Linked DNA regions of Mus musculus: region 1 is linked to region 2. Evidence: chromatin loops called from intact Hi-C (ENCODE). Cell type or tissue: gastrocnemius. All regions are shown on one strand. Each heading gives the region's core, and the rest is flanking DNA. Links, peaks and the distances in the headings are about the cores only. Region 1 overlaps Stxbp4 (syntaxin binding protein 4). Region 2 has its middle 40 kb from the start of Gm11494.

The links. Peaks named below come from ENCODE experiments on the same cell type or tissue, not always from the same donor. Only the 100,000 strongest peaks of a DNase experiment are listed, where the experiment ranks them.
Region 1: it touches region 2 in a loop (14-fold over the local background); 36 of 42 quality-filtered maps call a loop at or near these places.

Annotation. Positions count from the first base shown.
Region 1 is chr11:90,614,163-90,619,548 of GRCm38, reverse strand. It overlaps Stxbp4 (syntaxin binding protein 4), which reads left to right. Exons shown (of 18, transcript NM_011505.2): 4 at 234-366. Among named protein-coding and RNA genes, the nearest start is that of Stxbp4, 21 kb to the left of the region's middle. In gastrocnemius, for the core only: a CTCF peak has its summit at 2,881 (motif pointing right); no DNase peak of the experiment used is centred there.
Region 2 is chr11:90,180,515-90,185,900 of GRCm38, reverse strand. No RefSeq gene overlaps it. Among named protein-coding and RNA genes, the nearest start is that of Gm11494, 40 kb to the right of the region's middle. In gastrocnemius, for the core only: a CTCF peak has its summit at 2,336 (motif pointing left); a DNase peak (open chromatin) is centred at 2,428; H3K27ac peaks cover 279 bases.

The DNA.
Region 1 (5,386 bases), core at 313-5,312, 430 kb before region 2:
CTGTCCGTACTCCTAAGACATTAGTGCTGCTGCTGTTACTGATTGTTTATAGAAGTAAAAAAGCTGATAAAAATGTCATTTCACTTCTATGATAGGCTTCAAGTATCCTTGATCGTAGACATTAAACTGTTGGGTTAACTAGGTCTGACAATTTCATTTAATAAATAGCTTATAGAAAACTCTATATACAGATCTCTAGTCTAACCTGTTAGTGCTAATATATTTTATCCTAGGGATCCTGCCTTTCGGGTGATTACAGTTACTAAGGAAACAGGTCTAGGTCTGAAGATCCTAGGCGGAATTAACAGGAATGAAGGACCGCTGGTGTATATTCACGAAGTCATTCCTGGAGGTGACTGTTACAAGGTAAACAACTCCACATGCCCCACCACACCCCCCAAAAGCCAGTAATGACAAAATCCCACCGATGCCAAGATTCGTATTTTCTTCATCAGTAAATTTTTCATATAAGTTTAACGTCCTCAATGAAAGATACAAGGGGACCTTTACCCTCAAGGATGTTTGCCCTAAAAATAAATTCTCCAAGTATGCAGATAACAAGTATGTCTAACTATATGTATAACTCTAACTAAAGGTTGCATATTGCTTAGTTATATGCTGTTGAACTCATCTGTGAAGCAGAGTCCAAAGAAGGTATATCTGCAGACATGTTGCCAATGTACCTGCTGAGTTTGGATCAAGTTGGTTACCTGACCTGGAGAAGAAGGAGGAGGAGGAAGAGAACATAGAGGAGGAGGAGAAAGAAGAGGAGGAGGAGGCGGAGGAGGGAGGAGAGGGAGAAGGAAGAGGAGGAGGGGGAGGGAAAAGAAAGCAAGCAAGCAACAAACGAAACTGTCTCATTTCCTGATCTGCACTAATTCTCACTGACTTGGAGATTCAGCATCTGCATAAGAGCAAGATCTAGAGTTAAGAGCAGACGTGCCTGGCCTCCATTCCTTCGTCTCATCCTTGGTACAGAAAGTGTATGACAGCATCCGGTTCTTTATCTGCTGGACCAAAGTTTAAACAAAACTCCATAGCGCCAATAGACTATGCTATTGGCATTATCATTTCTTTGCAGTTTTATTTATATTAGCCTAGCTATCATGATAAAGGATCTTACAAGCTTATTCTTATCATTATTCCTTGAGGGTGGTTGTTAAATAAATAGTCCCACTTTAACCCTTCTCCCACTGCAGACACCTGAAAACAATTTGTCTTTTCAGTTGGGTTTTTATTTCCTCCCTATGGAAAAAAAAAGTGAGTTTCACCAAAATCATTTTAATGACTGAGCTGTTTCAGGTTTGTTCATCTCACAAGGCTTCTGTGTCAGCTTGACACAATATAATAATCTGAGAGGAGAAAAATGCAAGTGAGAAATTGTCTCTGTAAGATCCAGCTGTAGGAAAGCTAAGGTATTTCCTTAATTACTGTTTGATATATGAAGGTCCAGCCCATTGTGGGTAGGGACACCCTTGGGCTGGTGATCCCATGTTCAGTAAAAAAGCAAGCTGAGCAAGCTGTAAGGAGCAAGCTAGTTAGAAGCGCTCCTCTGTGGCTTCAGCATCAGCTCCTGCCTCCAGGTCCCTTTTCTGTTTGAGTTCTCGCCACCACTGTCTTCAGTGATGGACATTACCCGCAAGTGTGAACGAGTAAGCCCATTCCTCCCCAAGCTACTTTTGAGTGTTTCTTCACAGCAATAGAGACACTGAACATCTCTCCAATACACTTTTTAAGTTCTAAGTTATTAATGGTTTAAGGTATACAATGATAGATATATTTTAGCTATTCAAATTAAGTTATTAGCTAAAAGACAATTTAATGTTAAAGATAAACAAATTGAAGCCCCTCCCACCAATCCTTTTGGTAAGAAGTCGGAGGTTCACTCTCATTTCAGTTTTAAAGCTTAGAGATGTGGGCTGGGAGAAGGGAAGATATGGGGCATTTAGTATAGTTTAAGCTGTTTGCTTGCCTGCTTACTTGTTTGAGACAGAGACTTTAATGTTTTAATCCTGGTGTACCTGGCACTCATTTGTCACCCACACTGGACTCCAACTCATGTCGATTCTCCTAACTCAGCCTCCAAATGTTCACTATTCAAGGCACAGGTCACCATGCCTTGCTGCTTAATATACTTGGGGTAGGGTGCAGGAATAGTTCAAGGTGCCTGAGAAATAATACAGGTCTACCTTTAAAACAAGGAACAATTAATTTATCCTTTTTATTTCCACAAATATTTAAAATTAGACTAATAAATTGAAAGCAGTAATTTTAAATGGCTTTATCTGCAGTAAACCATAGCAAATTAAGAAACTATGTTCATGATATATATGCCTTTTCTTTTTTTAAAAAAATTTTTATTAGATATTTTCTTCATTTACATTTCAAATGCTATCCCAAAAGTCTTCTATACCCTTCCCCCACCCTTCTCCCCTACCCACCCACTCCCACTTCCTGGCCCTGCCGTTCCCCTGTACTGAGGCATATAAAGTTTGCTAGACCAAGGGGCCTCTCTTCCCAGTGATGGCCGACTAGGCCATCTTCTGCTACATATGCAGCTAGAGACACAAGCTCTGGGGGTACTGGTTAGTTCATATTGTTGTTCCACCTATAGGGTAGCAGACCCCTTCAGCTCCTTGGTTACTTTCTCTAGCTCCTCCATTGGGGGCCCTGTGTTCCATCCAATAGCTGACTGTGAGCATCCACTTCTGTATTTGCCAGGCACTGGCATAGCCTCACAGGAGACAGCTGTATCAGGGTCCTTTCAGCAAAATCTTGCTGGCATATGCAATAGTGTCTGCATTTGGTGGCTGATATATACCTTTTCTTGTTAGTTGAGGTGTGCAAAATCCATTCTGATGGATTGTTTTCTTCATTCACCACTAGAGAGCAGTGTGGAGTTATTAATGTTCAGGTCATGTGCAAAAGAAAACCAATTAGACAAAAAGTGTACAAGAATAAATAATCCTTGGCTCCTTATGTTTATTTTAATATTCCTTAAGATGGAATGCTGTGAGTAAACACAGAACAGATGCAATGTTACTGCAACTGGTTTTGATACTAATATGCTACTAGGGACCTTGATTCTGTTTTAAGCTTTCAACCACACTTGGGAGTCAACCACACACAAGATAGATAGATAGATAGATAGATGATAGATAGATAGATAGATAGATAGATAGATAGATAGATAGACAGACACAAGATAGATAGATAGATAGAGAGAGAGAGAGAGAGAGAGAGAGAGAGAGAGAGAGAGATAGATAAGTTGCCCAGGCTGGCAGATGGATCAATTGTTAGTTATTTTCAGAATTTTATGTGTCCTTTAACTTGACTATAATTTATTAAAACTCCTCTCTCTCTCTCTCTGTCTGTGTGTGTGTGTGTGTGTGTGTGTGTGTGTGTGTTTGTACTTGATTTTCTATGTCTTGACTAAATGTGTGTAGTACCTATGGATGCCCGAAGAGGACGACAGGTGTTCTGTAGCAGAATTCTTGTTAGCTCTTGTAGCTATACACTGAGAACAGCCCCACAGGTCCTGAGTAAGGAGAGGCGAGGATCTGAAAGCCCTTTCTCCCGCATGAGCTGGTCTCTGGCAGTCTAGAGCCCTCCGAGGCCGCCTTAAGCCTCTTGCTAACCTCAGCACTCCCTTGATCAGCTCTAACTTCCTGGTACAAATCTCCACTTAGTTCTCCTAGAGGGGTCCTAGGTGCAGCACTTCTGAGGCACAATCTGTGATGCTTAACCTCGCACCTTCCTCTCCTTTCTTCCCAAACAACGGCCTCTTTTCAATGGCTGTTCAGAGTCATGTCCTTCCTCCCATATCATTAAGATGTACCAGTTATCTTAGTATATACTGCTGACCTTTTTACTCTCTGTCTCTTAAACCCATTAATCAGTCAGGCAGCGCGCGCATGCACAAGCTTGTGTGTGTGTGTGTGTGTGTGTGTGTGTCTGTCTGTCTGTCTGTCTGTCTGATATAAGCACATGTGTGTATATTTGCTGGTACAATTACATGTATGTGTACACGAAAATGATGGAGGCCAAGGTTAATGTCAACCATCTTTATTTGTCACTCTCTACCTTAATTTTTGAGACAAAGTCTCTTACTGCTCTTAGATCTGGCTAATTAAGCTAGTCTGGCTAGAGCCCATTGCCTATCTCTGCCTTCCCAGCACTGGAATTGCATACACTTTATTATGTGTGTGATGGGGGTCTGTACTAGGGTTCTCCTGCTTGCAGAAAGGTGGGGTTTTTTTTTTTGGCTGAGCCATCTCTCTAGGCTCTGTCTTTAGGTTGTCATTGGCTTTTGTTGCAACTCTCAGTAGCTTTATCTACTCTTAATGCACCTTGCCTATTTCCTCTCCCACAAAGCTACCTTAGTATTATTAGTAACCTGTACGCCCCTGTGTAGACTGCTTCTGCCTTCAGCTCTTCTTTTCTCTAGCTCTACCCTTACAAGCTTGTCTTCCCTCTTTCTGAAAGAGCCATTCCTTCCTTATCTCGGTCTAGGTATATTGTTTCAGGACCAGTGCCTCCTTCTCATTCTACTGTTCCAGATATCAGTTTATAAAGCAGTTGGCAAAGGACTTGTTTCCTGTCCTCCGGTGCAAGTGCAGATAAGGCCAGGTTTTGTTTTTCCTGTATGTGTGGCTAGTTCTTGTTCCAGTGCTTCCTATCAGCTGACTCGGTGTCTAATGGTGCATCTGTGTCCCTGATCGCTTTAGCTCAGTCTAACCATTGCTCATTGTACCTCTTGATGGCAAAGACTCCATCCGATTTCTTCATCATCGTCATTCCCTTAGTGGGAGTCACTCAGATACTATTAATGAATGGCTTTGCCACAGTCATTCTGTCACAGTTCTCTCCACTATCCACTGCCACCAGCTTCCTTCCAGACCAAGGTTCATCTCCTTAGCCCTGTGTATCAGAGCATTGATAACATTTTAAATTGTTTGAATGATTGTTTTTCTCTCATTGCTAGTAACATAAAGAAGAACGCTTCTGTGTTGATTTGAAGGAACTTTGTGTATTGCATATAGTTGATCCTTAAGACATGTTCAAAATACATAGAAAAGCTCTCTATAGAACATGCACATGTAGCTATGTACTCTGCCTGTTTGCCTGGAAGAGTATATTTCCTCTCCTGCCTCTGAAATTGCAATGGCCCTCTGAGCCACTGCCATAGTATCCTCGGCAGCATTCTTCCTCGCCACATAAAGACATAATCTCATACAGCTATTTGTCATTTTACGTTTGATCGATTGAACAATTTATGTCAAGCTTGTAAGTAAAGACAAAGGTGCCACTGACATAAGTGCCCACGTTAGTAATGGTCACAAACTGGGGAGGGCCATATTTCACTTTCCGATTGTAGCTCCTTGGA
Region 2 (5,386 bases), core at 126-5,125:
CCTGAAGCTGCTTCTGCAAGGCATTTGGATACTATGATAAAAAGCTAATTAAGAACTTCCCACAATTTATTTCCTTTCCTTGGTTTTAGTATGTGTATTTTTGGTCATACAGGACATCAATGGCCATTTCCCTAATGATAATGGCAGTCTCTTGATGCGCCTAGTTAAAGGCTGATGCATCCAGAGGTTGAGGTTGGCAGGTTTTTTTTTTTTTTTTGTTTCATTTTTGATTTAGCATTATTAAGCTCTAGTGAGCAACTTCTTGCAGCACCCATTTGTGAAGAACTTCCACAGGAACCCGAGGATTCAGCAATGCTTTAGAGGAGTGGTTCTCTGGTCCCATATCAGATATCCCGCATATCAGATATTTACATTGTAATTCATAACAGTAGCAAGATTATATTTATGAGGTAGCAACATAAATAATCTTATGGTTGGGGGTCACCATATTATGAGGAATTGTATTAAGGGGTGATACCATTAGGAAGGGTGAGAACCACTGCTTAATCTTTAGGAGATCTTTTTCCAAATAAAATATTCTATGGCTTAGTGGTTCTGGACTCAGAATGAGTGTTCCTCATAGGTTGTACATATGGGGCCATCCTTCTTGGACTCCATTGAGCTTCTTATTAGTGCAATGCCTGTATCATACCCAGGCTGACCTGGCGAAGATCTTTGAGACTTGAATCTTGGAGTCTGCATTAATAGGACTCTTCATGGATAATTTTGCTATGTAAGTATACGGAGTCTTCAGCATAAACTATGAAAGCAAAGTCTATGGCCATATTGCTTTGAACGTGCCCAGTCTCTTTCTAGTCTTGGAAGCCAAGCAGGGTTGGGTCTGGTTAGTATTCGGTCGGAAGAATAAGAAAGCAGAATGTTTGAATGGGCCTTGAATATCAGCCAAGAGATAACCCAGGATGTGTTCAATACATAGTCCAACAACTGCTCGATAGATTTGGAGAATTAATTTGGTCAAGAGGAAATCCTTTTCTTGGCAACACTTCCTGTTTACCAAGCTCCTAGGAGACAGGTGTTATAAATAGAGTGTCAATCTATTGAGCTCCTGTGTCTCACTGTGGGAGAACCATGCCTTGCTTTCCTCTTGAAGGCAGATCTATAGAAAAATCCATTTGCAATCAGGAAATTTCTTCTTGAGCACAGGACCCCAGTAAGTGGAATTGTCTTGAGTCTGCCAATCACAGGCTGGGGCCAGGCTTAAAAGGCTGCAGTCTACACCACACCCTCACCTTCTTTGCTCTCACTGAACTCTAGTATCTTAACTTTTGTAGTTACCTTGCACCTCCGAGGCCCTGGCATCACCATGGAATAATACGGGACATTTTGGCACCTTTAACCAGATACATAAATAAGTGTGAAAACTGAGTGTGAATGAAGACTCCTAGTACTATGGTCCATATTAATTAAAGTGGCTACTTTGCTCTTGTAAGTTGGGGTTGCCCTATAGGTTCCAGGTTCCTTTAGTGATAACCTCGATTCATGATGGTAAATCTGGCCTGGCTTCCCTTCACTCATCAATGTAATTGTGACGACTTTTCTCTTGGTGTCCTATTAATATTTGGATTAAGATTATTGATTACCTCTCTTGGCCTCAGGTTTTTAGCACCATCAGCACAGACATTTGTTCCTGTTGTTATTGTTGTGTGATTGCTCTGTCTCTGCTTAAACTTCATTTTCTGACCAGCTTTTCCCTCGTAGGTCTGCTTCTTGTAATGTCCAAGGTGAAATGAAGATGAAGCCTATCTCTTTTATTTAATCAATACTAAGATGCCTGCTTTCTCCTTCTTCTCCTTCCTCTTCCTCTTCCTCTTTCTTCTTCTTCTTCTTCTTCTTCTTCTTCTTCTTCTTCTTCTTCTTCTTCTTCTTCTCCTTCTTCTCCTTCTCCTTCTTCTCCTTCTTCTCCTTCTTCTCCTTCTTCTCCTTCTTCTCCTTCTTCTCCTTCTTCTCCTTCTTCTCCTTCTTCTCCTTCTTCTCCTTCTTCTCCTTCTTCTCCTTCTTCTCCTTCTTCTCCTTCTTCTCCTTCTTCTCCTTCTTCTCCTTCTTCTCCTTCTTCTCCTTCTTCTCCTTCTTCTCCTTCTTCTCCTTCTTCTCCTTCTTCTCCTTCTTCTCCTCCTTCTCCTCCTTCTCCTCCTTCTCCTTCTCCTTCTCCTTCTCCTTCTCCTTCTCCTTCTCCTTCTCCTTCTCCTTCTTCTTCTTCTTCTTCTTCTTCTTCTTCTTCTTCTTCTTCTTCTTCTTCACATTGTGGTCACCTTGTCCTTTGGGCTTGTCTTCTTTCATTGTATGAAGCCTTTTCCTTTTGTGCCATCTAGTGGTGACTGAATAAAGAAAAACAACTTGGCAATAGGTCAAGGATGGTGGCTGGCAGAAAAGGGGACTGTAAATACTAGTAACAAGCTGCTGCATTTCCAAACAACCCCTCAGGGTGGTCAGGATGTACGAGTTCCTTCATTCGCTGTGAACATTAACTGCACACTTACCATGCTGGCAGATGCTGGGGAGCTTTGCATTTGATTTGTGTGACTGTGGCACACATGCGGTGTTGCAGAGCTTGGGGGAAGGGTGAACCTCGGTCCCACCATTTGAGACTTATTCCCTGAATTTAGGAAAACTGAAGCTTAGAGAAGGGGTGGCACTTTATTTCCCAATTCTCTTCTCTGTCTCCTCTTCCTTCCTCCTCTTCCTCCTCCCCCACTCCTTTCTCTTCCCTTGTCTCTCCCTACTGCCTAAAATAGGGATCAAATATCTCTATAGATACTCTATACTCGGGAGGGAGACATTTATAACCCATAAGAGAGGTACCCCATCAGTTCTCACTTGTATTCACATATATTTGTACTAGAGTCCATTTTGACTGTGTACCAAGAACATTTCTTGAGAAATATGCACTCTACAATGTTGCAACACTATTGCATTTCAAGGTAACCAGAGTCTGATGTTTAAAATACCAAAATAATCTTTTGTATTTTAAATGTTGGATGGGAACTTATTCCTGGTATTAAGTACAGAGTTCCCTATGTCCTAAAAGTCCAAGGTTAATTTTTTAAAATGTCAGAGGCAAAAATATCATAAACCTACAAAAATTATGGGAGATTTCATTATTTTTTTAGTTGAAGATTGTGGCGGTTTGAATAGGAATGACCCACATAGACTCACCTGTTTGAATGCTTGTCCCATAAGAAATGGTGCTGTTAGGAAGAGTGACCTTGTTGGAGTAGGTGTGGCTTTGTTGGAATAGGTGTGGCCTTGCTGGAGGAAGTCTGTCACCATGGGGGTGAGCTTTGAGGTCTCAGCCAGTTCATTTCCTGCTGCCTTCAGATCAAAATGTAGAACTCTCAGCTCCTTCTCCAGCACCATGTCTGCTGGCATGCCACCATGTTTTCCGCCTTGACAATAGTGGACTGAACCTCTGAAACTTTAAGACAGTCCCAATTAAATGTTGTCCTTTATAAGAGTTGCCATGGTCGTGGTGTCTCTTCACTACAATAGAAACATAAGTCAGACAAGGACATTTAGGTTCAACAAAGTAATGTTTTCAGGCCAAACAGTAAATGACAGAAGGAAGACTAGAAGAGTTCTTTGCTTTCCTTTCTTTTTTTCCCTTTTTTTGGATGTGCTGGTGTTTGAACCCACGGCCTTGTGCATACTAGGCAAATACTCTACCTCTGAGCTACATCCTCTACCATAAGGTGAGATTATATATATATATATATATATATATATATATATATATATATATATGTGTGTGTGTGTGTGTGTGTGTGTGTGTTATTCTTTATTATATCATAATATAGAATATTTTTAAAATAATATTTTATTAATTCTTTGAGAATTTCATAAATGTATTTTGATCACATCTACCACTCTCTCAACTCCTCCCAAATCAGCCCCAACCAACTTTGTGTTTTTCTCTCCCTCTCTCTCTCCTCCCCTCCTCCCCTCCCTCTTTGTCTCATCAAGTCCCTTTGTGTTTCACAACTACTCTTGAGCATGGGGCCTGCTCTGGAGTGTGGCTGACACACCACGTGCCCCATCATTAAAGAAAACTGACTCTCCATATTAAGTTTTTGTGAATTGTTTGAGAATTGTATTCATGGGTGAACCTTTAGGATGATATTCAATTGCCTCTTGTCCCTAGTTCCTTCCAGACCCATCTTCCACCCATCAATATCTTTTAACTTCATATCCTCATCAAAAGAATAACACGTAAGTCTAACTTGTGCTGCCCACATGTTTGTGGGTGTGGGGCCATCCCCTGGAGGGTGCTGGGTGGACCACGTGCCACGCCCTTCTCAAGGAAGGACTCTGTGACTCTTAGTCTAGAGCTTTTTGTGCTGATGTTTCTAACTTGAGTGGAAAATCAAAGGTTACACTCTGCAGAGCAGTGGTTCTCAGCCTTCCTGATGCTGTGGCCCTTTCATACAGTTCTTCATGTTGTGGTGACTCCCAGCCGTGACATTATTTTCATTGCTACTTCATAACTGTAATATTGCTAGTGATGAATCATAAGGCAAACATATTATTCAGTGGTCTTAGGCGAACCCTGTGCAAGGGTCACTTGCCCCCCTCAAAAGGGACTCTACCTACAGATTAAGGACCTCTGCAGTAGCAACTAGTGCAATAGTGGCAGTGCCAAACAATGTCACTAATCTGCATTCTCAAACGATATCACTGAAGACAACTTCCAGCTCTTCCAGCTCTTTATCCCTGTAAATGCCCATGTGGCCCTCTGGCAGCCTCTGGAGAAATACTGTTACATTTTACCACTGAACCATTTCACAGTCCTCTCACTGCCCTGGGTGGAACGGTATCCCCTTCCCAAATTCACACCTATCTGGAACCTCAGAATATCGCCTCATTTGGAAACAAGGTATGCTGAGTTGAGGTACTTCTAGATAAGACTGCCTGAATCTGACACTGGTACCCTTAGTAGCATAGTGGAAGGACAAAGAGACACTGGGAGACAGAAATGCCATGCAGAGATGGAGGCAGAGATGGGAGTGCATAATTCATGGAACATGTAGGATTGCCAGCCATTACTAAAACTGGAAGAGACAGGAGACAGAGCTTCCCCCTGAACCTCCAGAAAGAAGCAGCCTCTTGACTTCAGACATCCGGTCCACAACTGAGGGGTTGAAATTTCTGCTTTAAACCATCTTTTGTGTGTGTGTGTGTGTGTGAGTTTCCTTTTAAAAAAGTAACACCCCCAGAGAATGAACAGACTATGTGTTTACTCTCTAGGTGATATCAGATGTGGCTCAAAGAGAATCGTGGTTTACAAGATTTTTCAGGGTCCTCCTAGCTTTACTTGGAGACTTGCTCCTCCTGGTGCTCTGCTGGGCTCCTGGCTCCCTGTTCTCAGGTATGG